2 separate regions of the Homo sapiens genome follow, and region 1 is linked to region 2. The links are chromatin loops, found by intact Hi-C in ENCODE. Cell type or tissue: left ventricle myocardium inferior. All regions are shown on one strand. Each heading gives the region's core, and the rest is flanking DNA. Links, peaks and the distances in the headings are about the cores only.

The links. A loop is a pair of places that touch in the nucleus more often than their neighbours do. Peaks named below come from ENCODE experiments on the same cell type or tissue, not always from the same donor. Only the 100,000 strongest peaks of a DNase experiment are listed, where the experiment ranks them.
Region 1: a loop joins it to region 2, with 2.4 times the contacts of the local background. A loop is called at or near these places in 48 of 110 quality-filtered maps.

Annotation. Positions count from the first base shown.
Region 1 is chr16:67,565,807-67,582,802 of GRCh38, forward strand. CTCF (CCCTC-binding factor) reads left to right here. Exons shown (of 12, transcript NM_006565.4): 2 at 5,342-5,458. Among named protein-coding and RNA genes, the nearest start is that of CTCF, 12 kb to the left of the region's middle. In left ventricle myocardium inferior, for the core only: no CTCF peak of the experiment used is centred there; no DNase peak of the experiment used is centred there.
Region 2 is chr16:67,629,373-67,637,435 of GRCh38, forward strand. CTCF (CCCTC-binding factor) reads left to right here. Exons shown (of 12, transcript NM_006565.4): 10 at 26-161; 11 at 7,318-7,479. Among named protein-coding and RNA genes, the nearest start is that of CARMIL2, 12 kb to the right of the region's middle. In left ventricle myocardium inferior, for the core only: no CTCF peak of the experiment used is centred there; a DNase peak (open chromatin) is centred at 3,129; H3K27ac peaks cover 887 bases.

The DNA of each region.
Region 1 (16,996 bases), core at 5,018-13,017, 59 kb before region 2:
TAAAGTACACACGCAAATGGGGGCACTCACCTGGGACTTCTGAATGGCTTGGGGAGTTCCTTGGTGGAAGCCACTTGTGGCTGACTTAAGGCCCTGGGGAGGAATCCTGGGCAGAGCCTTGCAGGCTGGTGCCTCCTGGCCAAAAGTCACCTCTAGAGACTGCTTTTTTTGCTTCAGGGATGCTGCTGCTGTCACAGCCATTCCACATCATCTACGTTATAGACTCCACCTAATTTTTTTAAACTAGACCATCTGTCTGCCTAATTTACCTGTCTTGGCTCCAGATGACTTGACTGTTTTGCCAAAAATTAGGCCCCTCTTCAAACAACTCAGATGCATTATGATTTAAAAAGAACAATAATGGCAAATAATGTGTAACTTTGAAGACCATGGTTCTCAATTGATGTGATTTGTAGGTGGGACATGGTGGCTCACACCTGTAATCCCAGCACTTTGGGAGGCTGAGGCGGGCGGATCACCTGAGGTCAGGAGTTTGAGACCAGCCTGGCCAACATGGTGAGACCCCATCTTTACCAAAAACACAAAAATTAGCTGAGCGTGGTGGCATATGTCTGTTTCTGTAATCCCAGCTACTCAGGAGGCTGAGTCAGGAGAATCACTTGAACCCGGGAGGCGGAGGTTGCAGTGAGTCAAGATCGTGCCGTTGCACTCCAGCCTGGGTGACAGAGTGAGACTTTGTCTCAAAATTAAAAAAAAAAAAAAAAAAAAAAAAAGATTAGTCTTACCACATTTGTTTTGTTGTTCTTGTGGGGTATTTGTTTGTTTTGGAGATGGAGTCTCGCTTTGTCTACCAGGCTGGAGTGCAGGGGCACGATCTCGGCTCACTGCAAGCTCTACCTCCCAGGTTCACGCCATTCTCCTGCCTCAGCCTCCCGAGTAGCTGGGAGGACTACAGGCGCCTGCCACCACGCCTGGCTAATTTTTTGTATTTTTAGTAGAGACGGGGTTTCACCGTGTTAGCAAGGATGGTTTCGATCTCCTGACCTGCCCGCCTCCGCCTCTCAAAGTGCTGGGATTACAGGCGTGAGCCACCGTGCCCGGCCTGTGGGGTTTGTTTGTTTGTTTTAAGACAGGGTCTTTCTCTTTTACCCAGGCTGGAGTGCAGTGGTGTGATCACAGCTCACTGCAGCCTCCACCTCCCTGGCTCAAATGATCCTGCCACCTCAGCCTCCTGGGTAGCTGGGACTAATTTTTTCTAGGTATGGGGTTTTGTCATGTTGCCTAGGCTGGTCTCAAACTCGTGGCCTCAAGCAGTCTGTCTGCCTTGGCCTCCCAAAGTGCTGGGATTAGGTGTGAGCCACCGTGTCCAGCCCATTTTTTTTAAACACCTGTAAACTTTCTGTAGTCTGTCTTCGTATCTTTCCTGCTAGTATCTTTGTGCATTTTCTCAGTGATTTAATATTTGAATGCAAAGTTGTGGCATTGCATATAGACTGCCAAAATACAGTCCAAAGGTGAGGGTTAGGATGGTATTCTTTCACACTTGATCCTTGTTTTTGGTCACTCTTGGAATTTTCAGGGGTAGAAAATTTCATTCCCTTTGAGGTATGCTGGTAATAATAATGGACTCCAGTATGGAAGTGTTGGTTGGACTAAATATGCTAATCACCTATTTGTGTTACTAAAAATTGCCTCTCAACAGAGGAGACTTTAGCTTCATCTAAGTATTAGTGAGTTTTGTGGAGTTTAGCTAATTGTGAGATGGATTTCCTCTTAGAAGATGTACCTCATGTGCCAAATTGCTTGGAAACTTTTTTTTTTTAATACATTTTGATTGAGGCAGTGGCATGATCATAGCTGTTGCCCAGATAGGAGTGCAGTGGCATGATCATAGCTCACTGCAGCCTTGAACTCCTGGGCTCAAGCAGTCTTCCTGCTGCAGCCTCCCAAGTAGCTGGTACTATAGGCGTGTGCCACCATGCCCAGCTGATTCTTTTATTTTTTTGTAGAGACAGGATCCTACTATGTTGCTCAGGCTGGTCTTGAACTCCTGGGCTCAAGCAAGTCTCCCACCTCGGCCTCCCAAAGTGTTGACGTTACAGGTGTGAGCCACCATACTCGGCTTTTTTTTTTTTTTTTTTTTTTTTTGAGACAGGTTGTCACTGTGTTGCCCACACTGCAGTGCAGTGGTGTGATCATGGCTCACTGCAGCCTTGTCCCCCACCTGCCCCAAGCGATCCTCCCACCTCAGCCTTCCAAGTAGCTGGGACCACAGGCACACAACACCATGCCTGGCATATATATGTATACGTGTATATATATATATTTTTTAAGATGGAGTTCACTCTGTCTCCCAGGCTGGAGTGCAGTGGCATGTTCTGGGCTCACTGCAACCCCGGCCTCCCAGGTTCAAGTGATTCTCCTGCTTCAGCCTCGGGAGTAGTTGGGATTACAGGTGCCTGCCACCGTGCCGAGCTAATTTTTGTATTTTTAGTAGAGACGGGGTTTCACCATGTTGGCCAGGCTGGTCTGGAACTCATGACCTCAGGTTATCCACCCACCTCGACCTCCCAAAGTGCTGGGACTACAGACGTGAGCCACCATGCCTGGCCTTTTTTTTGTTGTTGTTCTTCTTCCCTGAGACGAAGTCTTCCTCTGTCACCCAGGCTGGAGTGCAGTGGTGCGATGGTGGCCCACTGCAACCTCCGTCTCCCGGGTTCAACCAGTTCTCCTGCCTCAGCCTCCTGAGAAGCTGGGATTACAGGTGCATACCACCATGCCCAGCTAGTTTTTGTATTTTTAGTAGAGACTGGGTTTCACCACGTTGGCCAGGGTGGTCTCGAACTCTAACCTCATGATCCACCCGCCTGGGCCTCCTAAAGTGCTGGGATTACAGGCGTTAGCCACTGTGCCCGGCCTGCCTGGCTAATTTTTATGTATTTTGTAGAGACGGGGTTTTGCCATGTTGCCCTGACTGGCTTTGAACTCCTAGGCTCGAGCAGTCCTCTGCTGTGGCCTCTCAAAGTGCTGGATTGCTGGTGTGAGCCATCACACCTGGCTATATTATTTGGAAACTCTTTTTTTTTTTGAGACTGAGTCTTGCTCTGTTGCCCAGGCTGGAGTGCAGTGGTGTGATCTTGGCTCACTGAAACCTCTGCTTCCTGGGTTCAAGCGATTCTCCTGCCCCAGCCTCCTGAATAGCTGGGATAACTGGCACACACCACTACGCCTGGTTAATTTTTGTATTTTTTTTAGTAGAGACAAGGTTCCACTATGTTGGTCAGGCTGGTCTTGAACTCCTGACCTTGTGATCCGCCTGCCTTGGCTTCCCAAAGTGCTGGGATTACAGGCGTGAACCACTGTGCCTGGCCTATTTGGAAACACTTAGTTCAAATTTAGCTCTTTATTTCATTTGGGATTTTATTTTATTCTTTTTTTGAGACAGAGTCTCACTCTGTCGCCAGGCTGGAGTGCAGTGGCACGATCTTGGCTCATTGCAGCTCCGCCTCCTGGGTTCAAACGATTCTCCTGCCTCAGCCTCCTGAGTAGCTGGGTTTACAGGCCTGCACCACCATGCCCAGCTAATTTTTGTATTTTTAGTAGAGACGGGGTTTCACTATGTTGGCCAGGATGGTCTCAATCTCTTGACCTCGTGATCCGCCCGCTTTGGCCTCCCAAAGTGCTGGGATTACAGGTGTGAGCCATTGTGCCTGGCCTGGGATTTTCTTTCTTTCTTTCTTTCTTTTTCTTTAGAGGTAGGTTCCACTCTACCTTTGCTTGAAGCTTGACAGTTCATTTTGTAATTTAGGGTGAAAAGATGCCATCTAACAAAGTATTCCGTTATTCGACTAAAAAAACTGTTTCATTGCTATGCTTCTAGGATTTTCAAAGGTCAGTAAAAGCTCCTTTTGCCAGTTATCTTTTTTTTTTTTTAATGAGACGGAGTCTAGCTCTGTCGCCCAGGCTGGAGTGCAGTGGCGCGATCTCGGCTCATTCCAACCTCCGGCTCCTGGGTTCAGGCGATTCTCCTGCCTCAGCCTCCTGAATAGCTGGGATTACAGGCGTGTGCCACCACGCCTGGCTAATTTTTGTATTTTTAGTAGAGATGGGGTTTCGCCATGTTGGTCAGGCTGTTCTCAAACTCCTGACCTCAGGTGATCCACCTGCCTTGGCTTCCCCAGTTATCTTACTAAACTGGAAAGCATAGCCTTTACTTGTGGCATGAACAAACTTAATCAGTAAGACCACTACTTGCTAAAGATACGGAAATAAACTGTTAGAGAGCCATTACTGCAGCCATAAGAATTAATTTTTTTTTTTTTTTTTTGAGACGGAGTCTCGCTGTGTTGCCCAGGCTGGAATGCAGTGGCAGGATCTCGGCTCACTGCAAGCTCCGCCTCCCGGGTTCATGCCATTCTCCTGCCTCAGTCTCCTGAGTAGCTGGGACTACAGGCACCCGCCACCACACCCGGCTAATTTTTTTCTTTGTATTTTTAGTAGAGACGGGGTCTCACGTGTTAGCCAGGATGGTCTTGATCTGCTGACCTCGTGATCTGTCTGCCTCGGCCTCCCAAAGTGCTGGGATTACAGGCGTAAGCCACTGCGCCCAGCCAATAATTAATTTTTTGGTAGTTTGAATATGTGTGCCATTATTTGGTTGCAATATTGCAGTGGAGTGTTTTGTTTTGTTTTTTTTTTTGAGACGGAGTCTCGCTCTGTCGCCCAGGCTGGAGTGCCGTGGTGCGATCTCGGCTCACTGCATGCTCTGCCTCCCAGGTTTGCACCATTCTCAGCCTCCCAAGTAGCTGGTACTACAGGCGCCTGCCACCACACCCGGCTAATTTTTTGTATTTTTAGTACAGACGGGGTTTCACCATGTTAGCCAGGCTGGTCTCGATCTCCTGACCTCGTGATCTGCCCGCCTTGGCCTCCCAAAGTGCTGGGATTACAGGCATGAGCCACCGCGCCTGGCCTTTTTTTTTTTTTTTTTTTTTGAGACAAGATCTCTCACTCTGTCAAGCAGGCTGGAATGCAGTGGCACAATCTCAGCTCAGTACAGCCTCAAACTCCTGGGTGAGTCTCCCACCCTGGCTTCCGAAAGCGTTAAGATTACTGGTGTGAGCCTGGAGTACTATTTTGCTACTTAGAAACCTTTAGTCCTTTATATATTTAGCAAATGTGTGAAAAAATAAATGAATGTTTTGTTATTGGCTTGATGGTGGACATTTATGGAATGGCTCGGTTAGTGACATGACATGAACAGGTGTTTTGTTTCTTTCCCAATTTTTTCTGTCTTCAGTTTTCCCTCATTTTTTTTCATACTATATGCGTATTTGTATGAATTTAGTGTTTCATAAAATGATTTGTGCTTTTCTTTTAGAATGATTACGGACCTGAAGCCAAAGAACAAGATGCGCTAGTGGACAGATTGCTGACCAGGGGCTTGAGAGCTGGGTTCTATTTTCCCTCCTCAAACTGACTTTGCAGCCACGGAGAGGTAAGTGCTATTTCCATTTTTTCTATCTTAAAAATGGTAGTAATATAACCCTCCTGGAGTTGGAGGATTTGTTGGCTAATTCTTGAATATAGGGGATGCAGGATATCAGGTGATTGAGAGCATACAGGCTTCATAATCAGAGTCCTGGGTTTGAAACTCTTTACGATGATATACTAGCTGGGTAATATGGGGCAAGTTACTTTAACCTGTCTACTCCTGTAGTCCTCACTTGTGAGAGAATAACACCACCAATCTCAGAGACTATTCTCCGTTAATGAGAATGTGTTTTGTAAAGCTTTAAGTACTATTCTGAACATGTACATAGAAAGATCCCAGGAAATTGTGGCTGCTTTTCTGTAGAAACCCTTGGAATGTGTATTTTGACTATTGGCAAATGAACTGAAAAGAAAGTCCATGACCTGTGGCTACTTGTAATTTTGATAAGAAACAGATGGAATCCTGTTCTTGGGGAACCTGGTATCCTGGATAAAAATTGTCTTAATTTGAGTTAGCCTAGCTCATTGCCCATTTTGCGTCAGAGTGTGACAGTGATTATCATTTTAATTTAGCCTGTAATTTTTGCTATAAAATATAATGGACATTATATGGAACTTGGAACAGACCTTCTATAAATATTGGAATCTACTATGCTTTGGGATCTCATAAACAACAAAGTGGGATTCTGGTTGTAAAAATTATCTCTTCTCACGGTACCGGAAAGCACATTTTTTTCAGACCCTAGAAAAATGTGAAAATAATTTAATCGTACATGTGTAATGGCAAAAAGGAATGTAGAAGTGGAAATTACAAATGCCAGGATTAGATAAGCTTATGTGAATGAATCATCTAAATGACTACTAAGATTTTTCTTACAAGCTCTGCCTGGAGCAAATAAAGAGAAGGGAATAGGAATGAAAGTTCTGTTATTCTTCAAACCTTTATTTTCCAAATGGGCAACTTGTTATCCTGCTAGATGGGAAGGAGAAGGTCTGTGGTAGTATTCTGTCACTCCAAAAATAACTTACGCCCTGCAGGTTCTTTTAGGAGTGTTGACACAGAGTGCATACCAAAAGTTGCTGATTTAAAAACTATTGAGAAATCGAACCTTTAAGAGTTTAGGGAATGGGTTTATAGGAACACGTTAATCACTTTCAAGTGTTATGACTAGCTTAATTGCTTAGATCCCTGTTTCTCAAACTGGGATATGAATACCCTTAGGGAATCAGGTGGTATGATTTCGGGGTACTTGGAGTCACAAGAAAGATAAACATGACCCATCTTCCTAGAACTTCAGTTATAGTCATAGAGGAGGTGGTGAGTTAAGTAATTTAACTGGTCAGTGATTAAATATTAAATATTGGCCAGGCACGGTAGCTCACACCCAGTACATTGGAAGGCCAAGGCCTCCAAAATCCCAGTAATCCTAGTACTTTGGGAGGCCAAGGCAGGTAGATCACTTGAGGTCAGGAGTTCCAGACCAGCCTGGCCAACATGGTAAAACCCCATCTCTACTAAAAATATAAAAACTAGCCGAGTGTGGTGGTGGGTGCCTGTAATCCCAGCTACTTGGGAGGCTGAGGCAGGAAAATCGCTTAAACCTGGGAAGCAGAGGTTGCAGTGAGCCAGGATTGTGTCACTGCACTCCACCCTGGGCGACAGAGTGACTCTGTCTGCCCCCCCCCGCCCCCCCCCCCAAAACAACAAAAGACTGGGCGCGGTGGCTCACGCCTGTAATCCCAGAACTTTGGGAGGCTGAGGTGGGCGGATCACAAGGTCAGGAGTTCGGGACCAGCCTGGCCAACATGGTGAAACCCCGTCTCTACTAAAAATACAAAAAATTAGCTGGGTGTAGTGGCGGGAACCTGTAATGCCAGTTTCTCGGGAGGCTGAGGCAGAAGAATTGTTTGAACCTGGGAGGCGGAGGTTGCAATGAGTTGAAATCACTGCACTCCAGCCCAGGCAACAGAGTGAGACTCTGTCTCAAAAAAACAACAAAAAAAACCCCAAGAAGACAATTAGCTGGGTGTGGTGGTGCGTGCCTGTAATCCCAACTACTCGGGAGGCTGAGGCAGGAGAATCACCTGAACCAGGAGGCAGGCAGAGGTTGCAGTGAGCCAAGATCACACCACTGCACTCCAGACTGGGTGACAGAGCAAGACCGTCTCAAAAAATAAATAAATAAATAAATATTAAATATTGTTATATTAAAACAAATAGACATTTTTGGAGCAGAATGAAAACTGTATGATTAAGATAACATAGGTCTTCAACAAAATGAGCATGAGTGCCTGAGGGTGGGAAGTTCTCTCTGTATAGGTTCTATAGTGGATATGTTTGAGAAGCAATACATTTGAGCTATAGAACAGCTCTGCTATCCTGCTCCTTACTTTGTCCTTGTAGTATTTGTGTAGGGAAAAACTCTCAAGCCCAGGTTTTTCCTTTGCTTTCACATAACAACCACCATCAACACAAAAGAAGACTTACGTGGCTGGGCCCAGTGGCTCATGCCTGTAATCCTAGCACTTTGGGAGGCCAAGGTGGGCAGATTGCAAGTCCAAGAGATTGAGACCATCCTGACCAACATGGTGAAATCCCATCTCTACTAAAAATACAAAATTTAGCCGGGCGTTGTGGTGCGTGCCTGTAGTTCCAGTTACTGGGGAGGCTGAGGCAGGAGAATCGCTTGAACCCGGGAGGCGGAAGTTGCAGTGAGCCGAGATCATGCCACTGTACTCTGGCTTGGCGACAAGGCGAGACTCCATCTCAAAAAAAAAAAGACTTACGTGACCAAAGATGGGGTGGAGGGATTTTCCTCACACACCAAACAGTGTATGCCAACTAGGTGTCATCCAACACCATCTACCCAAGATGGTGTCAGATCCCACACGTTTAGGGTTCAGTCCCATAAGACCACCTGTCCTTCCTACCAGTCACAAGCCCATTCCTTCAGAGCTTCTGACCAACTGGCTTCAAGTTGAGTTTCCCACGACCTCTTTCTTGGGTTCCATTAGTTTGCTAAAGCAGTTCACAGACCTCAAGGAAACACTTCTTTAGATTTGCCAGTTTGTTAAGAGGACTACTTTATTTATTTATTTTTGAGACAATCTCACTGTGTCGCCCAGGCTGGAGTGCAGTGGCGTGATCTCGGCTCACTGCAACTTCCCCCTCCCAGGTTCAAGCAGTTCTCCTGCCTCAGTCTCCCGAGTAGCTGGGATTACAGGCGTTCACCCCCACGCCTGGCTAATTTTGGTATTTTTAGTAGAGATGGGGTTTTGCCATGTTGGCCAGGCTGGTCTCAAACTCCTGACCTCAGGTGATCCACCCAGTTCGGCCTCCCAAAGTGCTGGGATTACAGGCATGAACCACCACGCCCAGCCAAAAGCATCTTTTTTTTTTTTTTTTTTTTTTTTTTGAGATGGAGTCTTGCTCTGTTGCCCAGGCTGAAGTGCAGTGGTGCAATCTTGGCTCACTGCAAGCTCCGCATCCCAGGTTCACACCATTCTCCTGCCTCGGCCTCCCAAGTAGCTGAGACTACATGCGCCCACCACCACACCCAGCTAATTTTTGTATTTTTAGCAGAGACAGAGTTTCACCTTGTCAGCCAGGATGGTCTTGATCTCCTGACCTCTTGATCTGCCTGCCTCGGCCTCCCAAAGTGCTGGGATTACAGGCGTGAGCCACTGCGCCCAGCCAAAAGCATCTATTCTTAACTGTGTGTTTTACAATTACTAAGTATTGTTATTAACATATTGCTCTTAACATAAGTGGCATTTAAGAATTACATTTTTTCCATATGTCCTTGTGGATAGAGGAAAAAAAAAGAATTACATTTTCTTTAGTCACGCGTTGTGTTGCATGCCTGTAGTCCTAGCTATTCAGGAGGCTGAGGCCGGAGGATCGTCTGAGCTGAGAAGGTTGAGGTTGCAATGAGCCGTGGTCCCACCACTGCATTTCATTCAGCCTGGGTGACAGAGTAAGACCCTGTCTCAATAAACAAATAAGTAAGTAAGAATTAAGTTTTCTGAGGCTGGGCGTGGTGGCTCATGCTTATAATCCCAGCACTTTGGGAGGATGAATTTTATTTTAATCCCATTAGGACTCCAAGTCCTGGCCATGCAGCTTAATAGCTATATGGCCTTGGGCAGGGCAGTTCTATTAGAGGTGACTTCCTTGGGCTTCCCTTTCCTCTTTTTTTTTGAGAGATGGAGTCTCGCTCTGTCGCCAGGCTGGAGTGCAGTGGTGCAATCTCGGCTCACTGCAGCCTCTGCTTCCCGGGTTCAACCGATTCTCCTGCCTCAGCCTCCTGAATAGCTAGGACTACAGGTGCGCCACCATGTCTAGCTAATTTTTGTATTTTTAGTAGAGACGGGGTTTCACCATATTGGCTGGGCTGGTCTCAAACTCCTGACCTCAGGTGATCCGCCCACCTTGGCCTCCCAAAGTGCTGGGATTACAAGCGTGAGCCACCGCGCCCAGCCAAGTTGGTTATTGTATATATTTTGCATTAAACTGAACTTCGATGACCACCAGATAATACAAATGTTAATGAACTAAACGGAAATATTGTGCCATAGGAAAATGGGTTAGATTTATCAGAAAATCTGTTGAGCAGTAGAGAAGTGGGTAAGAAAACAAGGTCTCGTTGCATGTTGCAAGGGATATAAAACCCTAACCCATTTAAAAAGATGAATGTCAGCCTGGGCAACTTAGTGAGACCTTGTCTGTAAAAAAAAAAAAAAAAAAAAATGTAGCCAGGTGTGGTGGTGCACACCTGTAGTCTCAGCTACTTGGGAGGCTGAGATGGGAGGATCACCTGAGCCCAGGAGGTTAAGGCTGCATGCACTCTAGCCTGGGTGACAGAGTGAGACCCTGTCTTAAAAAAAAAAAAAAAAAAAAAACGGAAGGCTGTTAACCAGCAAAATGCTTATGAGAGAGGTTTTTTAATAGCATAATACCAAAAAGTTAATTATTATGGAATAAAAGTAAAGAAAATCCCAAACTAAAACCTGGCGTATAGCAGAAGCTCAATAAGTAATTATTTGGATGAATGAATGCCTAGGGAAAAAAGACTAAACAGACGTGGAAATCATCAGTCAAAACTAGTAGTGTGAGGGTAGTTTGGTTTGGGGGTCACTTTTTGTTGGTTTTGTATAGTTTGTGTAATTTTTTTTAATGCAAATACTTTTTTTCTTTTCTTAGATTAAAGCAGAATTACCAAAATCTGGCTATAAAAATATTTAACAATAGGTGACTGGTTAAATTATGATACATCCCTATAATAGAATGTTTTTTTTTTTTTTTTTTTTTGAGATGGTGTCTCCCTCTGTCACCTAGGCTGGAGTGCAGTGGCACGATCTCTGCTCACTGCAAACTCCGCCTCCCGGCTTCACACCATTCTCTTGCCTCAGCCTCCTGAGTAGCTAGAACCGCTAATTTTTTGTGTTTTTAGTAGAGATGGGGTTTCACCATGTTAGCCAGGATGGTCTGGATCTCCTGACCTCGTAATCCGCCTGCCTCTGCCTCCGAAAGTGCTGGGATTACAGGCGTGAGCCACCGTGCCTGGCCTTATAATAGAATGTTGTGTAGCCATTATGTATAAAAAATATGTTGAAATGGCAAGATATTTGAAACAAAGTACAAAGAAAGCAGATTATCAAACAATATGTATGGTATGATCTCGTGAGAGTAAGTATATGTATATATTGGGGAGGGGACTGCGAATTTGGATATAAGCCAGAATGTGTGTATAAAACCTATAGGTAGGTTTCTTTAAGCTTTCTCCTGTTGCCTGTATTGCATAATTTTTAAAGGAAAAGGGAATGCAGTACAGTAGGAAGTAGCACTGAAACTTTCTGATAAAGGTAATGAAATGGGCCGGGCGTGGTGGCTCACACCTGTAATCCCAGCACTTCGGGAGGCCGAGGTGGGCGGATCACGAGGTCAGGAGATCGACACCATCCTGGCTAACACAGTGAAACCCCGTTTCTACTAAAAATACAAAAATTAGCCAGGCATGGTGGCGGGCGCCTGTAGTCCCAGCTACTTGAGGAGGTTGAGGTGGGAGAATGGTGTGAACCTGGGAGGCTCTGTCTCAAAAAAAAAAAAAAAAAGGATAATGAAATGATAAAAGGTGTTTTTGCCTAGTTTACTTGGCAGTAATGTCTAGACTTCTTTTTTTTTTTTTATTTTTTGAGATGGAGTCTCGCTCTGTTGCCCAGGCTGGAGTGCAGTGGTGCGATATTGGCTCACTGCAAGCTCCGCCTCCCGGGTTCATGTCATTCCCCCGCCTCAGCCTCCTGAGTAGCTGGGACTACAGGCGCCTGCCACCACGCCTGCCTAATTTTTTTTTTTGTATTTTTTTTAGTAGAGACGGGATTTCACTGTGTTAGCCAGGATGGTCTCATCATCTCCTGACCTTGTGATCCGTCCACCTCGGCCTCCCAAAGTGCTGGGATTACAGGCGTGAGCCACCGCTCCCAGCCAGTCTAGACTTCTTGAGTGGAATCGAGAGGGCCACTGGAACAGTTATAGAAGTGCAGCCAGGAGGAGAGTAAGGCAGGAGGAAGCTCCTGCATCTGCCCAGCTGTTAGAGGGGATTGAGGTTGCAGAGGCAGTTCTTGCAGTGATCCTCACTTAAATTTGGTCTTAAACTTTGTTTAAATATTACCCAAGTAATGTTTAGTTTCATTCTTTGGAAGAGTCTAATGATTGTAGAATTACATTAGAACCTAAAGAATCCCTTAACTTTGTTTTCCCAGAGCTGAAGACTATTAATAGTCTGGTGTGTTGACTTTGCACTTTTATTAACAGGCATGTACATATAATACAACTTTTTAAACAAAATATAATTGTGCTATGGAAATTTTCTGTAACCACCACATTTAATGTAAGAACATGAGGGGGAAATACTTCAAACAGTGCAAAATGTTAATAATGAAAAGTAATCCTCAGTCTTGCCTCTGATCTCTCATTTTTCTTCCTCAGAGGCAATAAATACCAATTTCTGATGTATCCATCCAAAGAAAATTCTGCGTATATTCAAATGTATGAGTTTATGTATCTTTTTTTTTTTTTTTTTTTTTTTTTGAGACAGGGTTTTCACTCTGTTGCCCAGGCTGGAGTGAGACACGTGATCTTGGCTCACTGCAACCTCTACCTCCTGAGTTGAAGTGATTCTTGTGCCTCAGCCTCCCAAGTAGCTGAGATTACACACATGTGCGGCCATGCCCAGCGAATTTTTGTAGTTTTAGTAGAGATGGGATTTCACCGTGTTGGCCAGGCTGGTCTCGAACTCCTGGCCTCAAGTGTTCCACCCACCTCGGCCTCCCAAATTGCTGTGATTACAAGCATGAGCCAATGTGCCTGGCCAAGTTTATGTATCTTTTTAAAAAAGCACAAATAGGCCGGGCATGGTGTCTCACGCCTGTAATCTCAGCATTTTGGGAGGCCGAGGCAGGCGGATCACCTGAGGTCAGGAATTCGAGACCAGCCTGGCCAACATGGTGAAACCCCATCTCTACTAAAAATACAAAAATTAGCTGGGCGTGGTGGCAGGCGCCTGTAATCTCAGCTACTCAGGTGGCTGAGGCAGGAGAATCGCTTCAACCCGGGAAGTGGAGGTTGCAGTGAGCCGAGATTGCACCATTGCACTCCAGCCTGGGGGACAAGAGCAAGACTTCGTCTCAAAAATAAATAAATAAAAATAAAAGGCCGGGCGTGGTGGCTCACGCCTGTAATCCCAGCACTTTGGGAGGCCAAGGTGCGTGGATCACCTGAGGTCAGGAGTTCAAGACCAGCCTGACCAACATGGTGAAACCCCATCTCTACTAAAAATACAAAAATTAGCGGAGTGTGGTGGCACACGCCTGTAATCTCAGCTACTCGGGAGGCTGAGGCAGGAGAATCGCTTGAACCTGGGAGGTGGAGGTTGCAGTGAGCCGAGATCGCCATTGCACTCCAGCCTGGGCAACAAGAGTGAAACTCCGTCTCAAAATAAATAAATAAATAATAAAAATAAAAAATAAAGCACAAATAGTAGCTTACTATACACGTTGTTCTAGACGTTTGAGTTGTTTTCAATCTTTGTTTTTTTTTGTTTTTTTTTTATTTGAGACGGAGTCTTGCTGCTCTGTCACCTAGGCTGGAGTGCAGTGCCGTGATCTCGGCTCACTGCAATCCTTGCTTCTCAGGTTTAAGCGATTCTCTTGTCTCAGCCTCCCGAGTAGCTGGGATTATGGGCACATGCCACCATGCCCGGCTAATTTTTGTATTTTTAGTAGATACAGGGTTTCGTCATGTTGGCCAGGCTGGTCTCAAACTCCTGACCTCAGGTGATCCACCTGCCTCGGCCTCCCAATTGCCCTGGCCTCCCAACTGCCCAGGCTTCCTGAAGTGCTGGGATTACAGGTATGAGCCACCACGCCCAGCTTGTTTTTAATCTTTTGCCATTAGAGAAAAATACCCTAGTAGTAGATAGCCTTCTTATATACACATCTTTAGGCTCGTGTACTAGTGTAAACATAGAGAATTGCTTGTATATTCCTAGAAGAGGGAATGGCATGTACAAAGGCCCAGAGGCAGGAAAGGAAAGACCTAGAATGTTCTGGCTACTGAAAGAAGTTCAGTGTGATTAGAGGCGAGTATGTCAGGCTGGATGCAGATCTGCTGATAGGGCCCTGAAGCACTTGGTAGGCCATGTGAAAGAGTTTGGACTTTAAGAGTTTTCAGCATGGTGGTTTCAGAAGGGAAGTCTTCTTGCTGATAATGGATTTACATTTTAGAAATCCGTGGCCGCTGTGTGAAAAATGGTGGGTAATGGAGCAAGAGGGGAAGCAGGGAAACTGTTTAGAAGGCCATTGCATTGGTCCATGCAAGATGTAATGCTGTCCTGACTTAAGGTGGGATAACTGGGATTGCTGTTTGTCTAGTTTGTTAAATTATAATGATTATTTTAAATTAATTTAGAGACAGACTCTCGCTCTGTTGCCCAGGCTAGAGTGCTGTGGTGTGATCATAGCTCACTATAACCTTGAACTCCTGGCCTTAAGTGATCATCTGGCCTCAAGCTCCTGAGTAGCTAGGAGTGTAGGTGCGTATCACCAGGCCCAGCTAATTTTTTTTGTAAAGATGGGGTCTTACTGTGTTGCCCAGGCTGGCCTTCAACTCCTGGCCTCAAGCAATCCCCTCCTCCCAGGCCATCCAAGGTGTTGGGATTACAGGTGTGAGCCACCATGCCCAGCTTAGTTTTTTAATTATTTATGTATTTTATTTTTATTTTATTTATTTATGTATTTATTTATTTATTTATTATTTTTGAGACGAAGTCTCGCTCTTGTCCACCAGGCTGGAGTGCAGTGGCTCAATCTCAGCTCACTGCAGCCTCTGCTTCCCGGGTTCAAGTGATTCTCCTGCCTCGGCCTCCAGAGTAGCTGGGATTACAGGCGTGCACCACCACACTCGGCTAATTTTGTACTTTTAGTAGAGGCACCTGCCCCAACGCCTGGCCAAATTTTTTTTTTTTTTTTTTTTTTTAGTAGAGACAGGGATTCACCATGTTGGCCAGGCTGGTCTAGAACTCCTGACCTCAGGTGATCCACCCACGTCGGCCTCCCAAAGTGCTGGGATTACAGGCGTGAGCCACCGCACCAGGATTTACTTATTTTTTATTTATTTATTTATTTTTGAGATGGAATCTCGCTCTTTCGCCCACGCGGGAGTGCAGTGGCGCTATCTTGGCTCACTGCAAGCTCCACCTCCCGGGTTCACGCCATTCTCCTGCCTCAGCCTCCCGAGAAGCTGGGACTACAGGCACCCGCCACCGCACCCAGCTAATTTTTTGTGTTTTTAGTAGAGACGGGGTTTCACCGTGTTAGCCAGGATGGTCTCGATCTGCTGACCTCCTGATCCACCTGCCTCGGCCTCCCAGAGTGCTGGGATTACAGGCGTGAGCCACTGCACCTGGCCCGGCCTTACTTATTTTTAATTAGGTTGGAATCCTATTCTGCATCCTCCTTTGTAACCTTGCTGCGTGTTGTGAACGTTTTTCCTGTTAGATGATCTTTTTCTTTTTTTTTTTTTTGAGACAGTCTCACTCCGTCTCCCGTGCTGGAGTGCAGTGGCATGATCTAGGCTCACTGCTACCTCTGCCTCCTGGGGTCAAGTGATTCTTGTGCCTTAGCCTCCCAAGTAGCTGGGATTACAGACATGCTCCACTAGGCCTGGCTTATTTTATTTTATTTTTATTTTATTTATCTTTTTCAGACAGAGTCTTCCTCTGTTGTCCAGTCTGGAGTGTGGTGGCACGATCTTGGCTCGCTACAACCTCCGCCTCCCAGGTTCAAGCGATTCTCCTTCGTTAGCCTCCGGAGTAGATGGGATTACAGTCGTGCACCACCACACCCGGCTAATCATGTACTTTTAGTAGAGATGAGGTTTTATCACGTTGGCCAGGCTGGTCTAGAACTCCTGACCTCAGGTGATCCACCCACCTCGGCCTCCCAAAGTGTTGGGATTACAGACGTGAGCCATAGCACACAGCGCTAATTTTTGTGTTTTTAGTGGAGACAGCGTTTTGTCATGTTGACTGGGCTGATGTTGATCCACCTGCCTCAGCGTCCGAAAGTGCTGGGGTTACAGGTGTGAGCCACCTCACACAGCCTCTGTTAGATATCTTTTGTTGGCCGGGTGCAGTGGCTCATGCCTGTAATCCCAGCACTTTGGGAGGCCGAGGCTGGCGGATCACGAGGTCAGGAGATGGAGACCATCCTGGCTAATACGGTGAAACCCCGTCTCTACTAAAACAAAAAATTAGCTGGGTGTGGTGGTGGGCACCTGTAGTCCCAGCTACTGGGGAGGCTGAGGCAGGAGAATGGCATGAACGGAGCTTGCAGTGAGCCGAGATCGTGCCACTGCACTCCAGCCTGGGCCACAGAGCAAGACTCCGTCTCAAAAAAAAAAAAAAAAATCTTCTGTTACTTCAAATTAGTAGGAACTTTGTTGTTGGATGTTAAGTGGCATGTGTGCATGCTTTAGTTTTCTGAACTGTTCCTTTGGGCATAGCAGTCCTTGTTTGCCCTGACTTTTTGCCTCTAGTATGTTGTTTCTACCTATTCCTCATTAATTGAATTATTTCTAAAATACGAGCATTGGCCAGGCAGGGTGGCTCATGCCTGTAATCCCAGTACTTTGTGAGGCTGAGGCGAACGGATCGCTTGAGTTCAGGAGTTTAAGACCAGCTTGGGCGACATGATGAAACTCGGTCTCTACTAAAAATATAAAAATCAGCCGAATATGGTGGTGGGTGCCTGTAATCCCAGCTACTTGGGAGGCTCAGGCACAAGAATCACTTGAACCTGGGAGGCAGAGGTTGCAGTGAGCCGAGATCGCGCCACTGCACTCCATCCTGGGCAACAGAGTGAGACTCTGTGTCAAAAAAATAAATTAAATAAAATATGAACATTGACTCTGAGAGCCAAGTTTATTGTAAATTTGAGTGCATAGACTTTGAGATTTTTTTTTTAATCAAACCTTTTTTGGTCC
Region 2 (8,063 bases), core at 1-8,000:
AAGAGGATTTTGTTCTTTTTGTTAGAATACCATGGCAAGACATGCTGATAATTGTGCTGGCCCAGATGGCGTAGAGGGGGAAAATGGAGGAGAAACGAAGAAGAGTAAACGTGGAAGAAAAAGAAAGATGCGCTCTAAGAAAGAAGATTCCTCTGACAGTGGTAAGTGACTTGTTCCTTGATTTGCTTACTATGGCAGGCTTTGGAGCCCAGTTTCCAGTGTGTTTATGTATGGATATGCTGGGATATAGAGGCGGGCACACACTCTTCCTTTCTTTAAACTTCTCATCTCCTAACGTCTATTTACAACAGCAGTTAGTGTTTTTCTGGGGCATATTTTCTTTTTTCTTCGTGGCATTCCGCTCATTAATGCCCTTTTTTTTTTTTTTTTTTTTTTTTTTTTTTTTTTTTTTTTTTTTTTGAGACGGAGTCTCGCTCTGTCGCCCAGGCTGGAGTGCACTGGCGCGATCTCGGCTCACTGCAAGCTCAGCCTCCCGGGTTCACGCCATTCTCCTGCCTCAGCCTCCCGAGTAGCTGTGACTACAGGCGCCCACCACCAGGCCTGGCTAATTTTTTTGTATTTTTTAGTAGAGACGGGGTTTCACCGTGTTAGCCAGAATGGTCTCGATCTCCTCACCTCATGATCCGCCCTCCTCAGCCTCCCAAAGTGCTGGGATTACAGGTGTGAGCCACTGCGCCCGGCCATTATTAATGCCTTATACGTAATCTTGAGTTAAAGCAAAATTAATATTTTTATTCAGTTTATTCAAATTTGTGATATTCTAAGGCCAGCAGAGTTTCTTTTCCTATGTTCTTAACTTTTACATTTAGGAAGCTGGTCTAGATAAGAGCAGTGAATCTAATGGACATGAAGAAGGTTGTTTAAGCATCTTCACTTATGGTTTGACTGCCTGTGTCAGCCTAACCTTGAGAGGTGCTGATCAAGTCAGTGAAGGTCAGCCTTTCTCTTCCTACCTTAATCTCTCCATTTAAAGTTTAAAATCTTGCCTATTTTCCTACCACAGGTACTCTTTGGAGTGTTTTTTGCCTCTCTAGTCATGAAACCCAGGCAGGAGGTTGTGCTTAGAAGTGCCAAGCCTCGGTCGGGCACAGTGGCTCATGCCTGTAATCCCAGCACTTTGGGAGACAAAGATGGGCAGATCACTTGAGGTCAGGAGTTCGAGACCAGCCTGGGGAACATGGCAAAACCTTGTCTCTACAAAAAATTTAAAAATTAGCCAGGTGTGGTGGTACATGCCGATAGTCCCAGCTACTCGAGAGGCTGAGGTGGGAGAATCACCTGAGCCCGGGAAATTGAGGCTGCAGTGAGCTGTGATCACGCCACTGCCTTCCAGTCTGGTGGTCGAAGTGAGACCTTGTCTCCAAAAAAAACAAAAAGTGCCAAGCCTCACAAAGAGGGTGGAGGAACAAGAGTCTTGGTAACTTGGAGGCCACATTTAATTACACAAACATGTTCAGAGTGTTAGATTCTGTAGTGTGGATATCTAGGTTGCTGGCATCCAGGTGGGAAGGCACCTCTGTAACTAAAGACTTAAGGTATGGATGGAAAAGGTGGTAGAGAGTTTGGTTTTAGGAAATGGACTTCCCAGAAGCACCATTAAACTGGAGAGATTATAGATGATGCCTGATAGTCTAGGGATTCTTCATATTGTGTTTTGCACTGGTTGTCAGTAGAAATAGTGGGGAGGGGTTGAGATTTTTGAAGAAGGAACATATTGGAGAACTTTAGTGACTTTATTGGGCTTTTTTTGTTCTTTGTTTGTTTTTTTTTTGTTTTTTGTTTTTTTTTTGAGACAGTGTCTCCCTCTTGTTGCCCAGGCTGGAGTGCAGTAGTGCGATCTCTGCTCACTGCAACCTCCACCTTCTGGGTTCAAGCGATTTTCCTGCTCAGCTTCCCAGGTAGCTGGGATTACAGGCATGCCCCACCACACCCTATTAGTTTTTGTATTTTTAGTAGAGATAGGGTTTCACCATGTTGGCCAGGCTGGTCCAGAACCCCTGACCTCAGGTGATCCATCCGCCTCGGCCTCCCAAAGTGCTGGGATTACAGATGTGAGCCACTGTGCCCGGCTGTTTTTTTGTTTTTAAATAGAGATGGGGTCCCACTGTGTGGCTCAGGCTGGTCTCGTAACTCCTGGGCTCAAGTGATCCTCCTGCCTCGACCTCCCAATGTGCTGGGATTATAGGCATGAGCCACTGCACCCAGCTACTTTATGGGTTTTATTGTAAAACTTTCTCATGAAAGCACTAAGCTGTTTATGTTTGGATCTGTAACAAGGTCCCCCCCACCCCCCCCCCCTTTTTTTTTTCCTTTTTTTAAATGGAGTATCCGTTTTAAGTAGCATCTTCTTCAGTCACTGGGTGTTAAGTGTATGCCTCCTTTAAGATGTCAATTTGCAGCTGGTCATGGTGGCTCACGCCTGTAATCCCAGCACTTCGGTAGGCCAAGGCAGGCAGATCACCTTAGCTCAGGAGTTCAAGACCAGCCTGGGGAACATGGCAAAACCCTGTTATCTACAAAAAAATACAAAAATCAGCAGGGGGTTGTGGCCTGCGCCTGCGGTCCCAGCTACCTGGGAGGCTGAGGTGGGAGGATGGCTTGAGCCCAGTAGGTTGAGCTGCAGTGAACTGAGATAGTGTCACTGCACTCCAGCCTGGGTAACAGAGCGAGACCCTGTCTCCAAAAAAAAAAAAAAAGGGAAAAAAATTATTGCACTGAACTGTTGGGGGTTTTCAGAAATGTTAGGAGACTCCCAGATATTACCAGTGATCAGATAATCTTAACCTTGGGGATCCCTATAGTTGTTCTTAGTTGCAAAGCCGCCTGCTGCCAGACTCTGTCCTATGTCCTGCTTTCTCCTGATACTGCCTTGTTCACTTCTGTGGTTCATCTCCAGGAAGACCAGCTTCTTTCCCTAATTGTATGTAACCAGAAGCATCTTTAGTCAAAAGAGATTATTGATAGCTTCTGATAGATTTCTACAGTTCTGTGTTCTGTCTGCTGCTGGTTAGTAGAGCATGGAATTTGGTTCCAGGCCTTATACCTAGTGACTCTTTATCTCCCCCAGAAAAGGGACGTCAGCCTGGGCTCCATGCCACTGTTGGCCATGCAGTCTTACTTGTCCTGACCCAGAAGTTCTGCCTGTCGGCTGTCTACAGAGATTGACCAGCAGATGGTCTACTGCTGTTTTCAAGGCTTTTTGCTGAAATACCACCAAGCCAATAAGCCTTTGATCCTGTTAGCCTGCTTTTGTGTGCTTTTCCCCCAATTCTGACTGAACTTGTTTAGTTTTCTAGGCATTGGGCCAACTTAGGCAATAGAGGGCTTGAAGAAGTTCAGCAGGGAAGCATCTCTCGTTCTTGACACACTGCCACCTATCTATATATTCCCCACGTTTTCACTTAGGATTTCAGTCACTTGAGAAATAAGGCATTTTATCTGGAAGATCAGGAGTTTACCCACAGATCTCTAAATTTAAACATTTTGTTCCAGAGAAAGAGAGTGCATGTTAATAACCCGTGCTTTCTAGAGGAAGGCAGGCAGTGTACATTTTGTGCCGCAGCCATGGGGGAGGGATAACAAAAGCTCTTTGGCTGCCTGCAGATGTGGGCGCCAGAACAGCCCCAGACTGAGGGCAGAGGTTTGAATTCTACCTGCTGTGACTTAGCTGTGCATTGCAGTCACTTAGTTTCTCACTTTTTCTATAAAATGAGGGTAACACCCTCATTCAATGAAGTACTGAAGCCTAAGTGGAAAATGGTGAATTTTTAAATTGTGATGTTTGCTATAAGTAAAAGCTGTGTTTGTGGTAGACTATAGGTTACGGAGCAGGATTAAATGAGTTCCGTGAGTCCTGTTGATCCCCAGGTGTCACTATTAAATGGAGTGAGAATGTTACAGAAATTACTCAGGGAAACTGAGTCTCAGCTGGTCAGATGTCCCAGGTCACGTACCTAGTAAGAGATCTGAGACTCAGCCTTGTTGCCTGGCTCCTCGTCAGTATTCTTTATACAATAGTTTCCTCACTTTCATGTACCACTTATTTTACCACGAATGGACAATTGTGGCATTAGGGAGGAGAGCAAGAGGGTTGGAAATGACACATTGGGTCTAGTACAGCTGGGAATTAAGTCCAAAAACTTGACCTTAAAAGAGAATCAATAATAGTTTCAAAAGAACTCTTGCTACTTACCTTAGTAAATAGGACCTCACAATGCGTAAGAATTTCTGGCCAGGCGTGATGGATGAAGCCTGTAATCCTAACACTTTGGGAGGTCAGGAGTTAGAAGCTGCAGTGAGCTATGACCGCACCAGTGCACTCCAGCCTGGGTGACAGAACAAGACCCCGCCTCAAAAAAAAAGAAAAAGAATTTCCGTCTTGTCCCCTGACACACACACACACACACACACACACACACACACTCTCACTCACTCACTCTTACCCTTCCTGCCCACTTAGAGATGAGCAGAACCACATCTCCAAGGGTCCATTTCCGGCTTAGTGTCCTGCTTTATCCTGGTATAGTAGGTAGGGGGATCATGAGAATTTGAAATTCGGTATTGTGTTGAGTCAAAAAAGGGTCTAAAGCTAAAAGGAAAAAGTAATAGCCAATCCCACATAAAATGTGAATAATAGTATTCAAGTCGATTTGCTTCATTCTGCTGTAATACCTGTTTATTATATTAATCCTGATAGCAAAAATTCCAGCAAAAGCATTTTTATTTATTATTTTTTGGAACCTCACACCCTGCTCCCCTAAAAGCATTTTTAAATGGGCTTTTGTTTTGTTTTTAGTTTTTATTTATTTTTGTTGTTATTTGTTTGTTTTTCCCAGACAAAGTCTTACTCTGTCACCCAGGCTGGAGTGTAGTGGAGTGATCTCAGCTCACTGCAACCTCCGCCTCCCAGGTTCAAGTGATTCTCATACCTCAGCCTCCTAAGTAGCTAGGATTACAGGTGCCCGCCATCACAGCTGGCTAATTTTTGTATTTTTAGTAGAGATGGGGTTTCACCATGTTGGCCTGGCTGGTCTCAAAGTCCTGACTTCAGGTGATCCACCCACCTCGGCCTCCTAAAGTGCTGGGATTACAGGCGTGAGCCACCATGCCCAGCCTAAATGGGCTTTTTTTTTTTTTTTTTTTTTACACAGGATCTCACTGTATCACCCAGGCTGAATACAGTGGTGAAATCACAGCACGCTGCAGCCTCTACCTCCCTGGCTTAAGCAGGCCTCTTGCCTCCGTCTCTTGAGTAGCTGGGACTACAGACACACACCACCGTGTCCTGCTAATTTCTTCCTTTTTTTTTTTTTCTTATTTTTTTTCCTTGAGACGGAATCTCACTCTGTTGCCCAGGCTGGAGTGCAATGGCGTGATCTCAGCTCACTGCAACCTCCACCTCTCGGGTTCAAGCAATTCTTCTGCCTCAGCCTCCTGAGTAGCTGGGATTACAGGTGCCGCCACCACACCTAGCTAATTTTTGTATTTTTAGTAGAGACGGGGTTTTACCATGTTGGCCAGGCTTGTCTCGAACTCCTAACCTCAGGTGATCCACCTGCCTCAACCTCCCAAAGTGCTGGGATTACAGGCATGAGTCACTGCGCTGGGTAAATTTTGTTTTTGTTTTTGTTTGTTTGTTTGTTTTTTTGAGACGGAGTCTTGCTCTGTTGCCAGGCTGGAGTGCAGTGGCGCAATCTTGGCTCACTGCAACCTCTGCCTCCTGGGTTCAAGTGATTCCACTGCCTCAGCCTCCCGAGTAGCTGGGACTACAGGCATGCATCATCACACCCGGCTAATTTTTTGTATTTTAGTAGAGACAGGGTTTCACCATGTTGACGAGGATGGTCTCGATCTCCTGACCTTGTGATCCACCCGCCTCAGCCTCCCAAAGTGCTGGGATTACAGGTGTGAGCCACCATGCCTGGCCACCTTTTGTTTTTTTGTTTTTTTTAAAGTAGAGACGGGGTTTCACCATATTTGCCAGGCTGGTCTCGAACTCTTGACCTCAAGTGAGCTGCCCACCTTGCCCTCCCAAAGTGCTGGGATTACAGGCATGAGCCATCACACCGAGTCAATTTCGTTTTTGTTTTTTGTTTGTTTGTTTGTTTTTCTCTGGAGACAGAGTTTCACTCTTGTGGCCCAGGCTGGAGTGCAGTGGCGGATCTCAGCTCACCGCAACCTCCGCCTCCCAGGTTCAAGTGATTCTTCTGCCTCAGCCTCCCGAGTAGCTGGGATTACAGGTATGCGCCACCACGCCCAGCTAATTTTATATTTTTAGTAGAGTCAGGGTTTCTCCATGTTGGACAGGCTGGTCTCAAACTCCCAACCTCAGGTGATACACCCACCTCAGCCTCCCAAAGTACTGGGATTACAGGTGTGAGCCACCACGCCCAGCTGCCAGTTTCTTATTTCTTGTAGAGATAAGGTCTCACTATGTTACCCAAGCTGGTCTTGAACTCCTGAACATGAGTGATCCTCCAACCTCAGCCTCCCAACGTGCTGGGATTACAAGTGTGAACCACCGTGCCCAGCCTTAAATTGATTTTTCTTAATAATTGGCTGAGCATGCTGGCTCACACCTGTAATCCCAGCACTTTGGGAGGCCGAAGCAGGCAGATTGCCTGAGGTCAGGAGTTTGAGACCAGCCTGGCCAACATGGCGAAACCCCATCTCTACAAAAAATACAAAGATTATCTGGATTGGCTGGGCACGTTGGCTCATGCCTGTAATCCCAGCACATTGGGAGGCCGAGGCAGGTGGATCACCTGAGGTCAGGAATTCAAGACCAGCCTGACCAATATGGTGAAACCCCATCTCTACTAAAAATACAAAAATCAGCCAGGTGTGGTGGCGTATGCCTGTAGTCACAGCTACTCAGGAGGCTGAGACAGGAGAATTAAACCCAGGTTGCAGAGGTTGCAGTGAGCTGAGATCGTGCCGCTGCATTCCAGCCTGGGCGACAGAGTGAGACTCTGTCTCAAAAAAAAAAAAAGAAGGAAAAAAAAATTACCTGGGCATGGTGGTGCGTGCCTGTAGTCCCGGCCACTCAGGAGGCTGAGCCACGAGAATTGCTTGAATCTGGGAGGCAGAGATTGCAGTGAGCCGAGATCGCGCCACTGCACTCCAGCCTGGGCAATAGAGTGAGACTGTCTCAAAAAAAAAAAAAGAAAGAAAGTGTATATATATATATATATATATTTATAAAACAAGACTTCAAATAATATATAATTGTTTTCTTTCATCTTCCACCACCCTTCTCCTTGCCCCACCACCTGTGCTTCCTGATTTCATGAAAAGAAAATGCTGAACCAGATCTGGACGACAATGAGGATGAGGAGGAGCCTGCCGTAGAAATTGAACCTGAGCCAGAGCCTCAGCCTGTGACCCCAGCCCCACCACCCGCCAAGAAGCGGAGAGGACGACCCCCTGGCAGAACCAACCAGCCCAAACAGAACCAGCGTAAGTTGTTCATCTCTGCTCTGGAGGCTGGCGTCTTCTCCGAGCATGTGGGGGAGCCAGATGGGTCCTTGTTCTTTGGGGATGTGGGAACTAAGCCATGAGAACAAGTTAAGGGCATGTCGAGAACAAACTCTCAGGAAATGGCTTTTTAGGAGTTTTTACTGAGGAACATCTGAGGAAGTCTTTAGAGGCCTGTTACATTTCAAGAAGAAGTCCAGAGTAGAAGGGTACTTGTGTTCTGCAAGATGGGTACTGTTAATGTGGGCGGGTTTTGAAAAACAACCAAAGTCACAGTCAGCTGGCAGAATGGATGCGGTAATGAATATAAAAGAGCCAAATCGTAAAGGTTGGAGAGGGAAAGCAGTTTCTGCACTGAGATTGCCCCTTCTAAGAAACTCAGGGTCAGGCGGTGGCTCATGCCTGTGATCCCAGCACTTTGGGGGGCCAAGGCGGGAGGATCACCTGAGGTCAGTAGTTCCATACCAGCCTGGTCAACATGGTGAAACCCCATCTCTGCTAAAAATACAAAAATTAGCCAGGCGTAGGGGTGGGCACCTGTAGTCCCATCTACTCAGGAGGCTGAG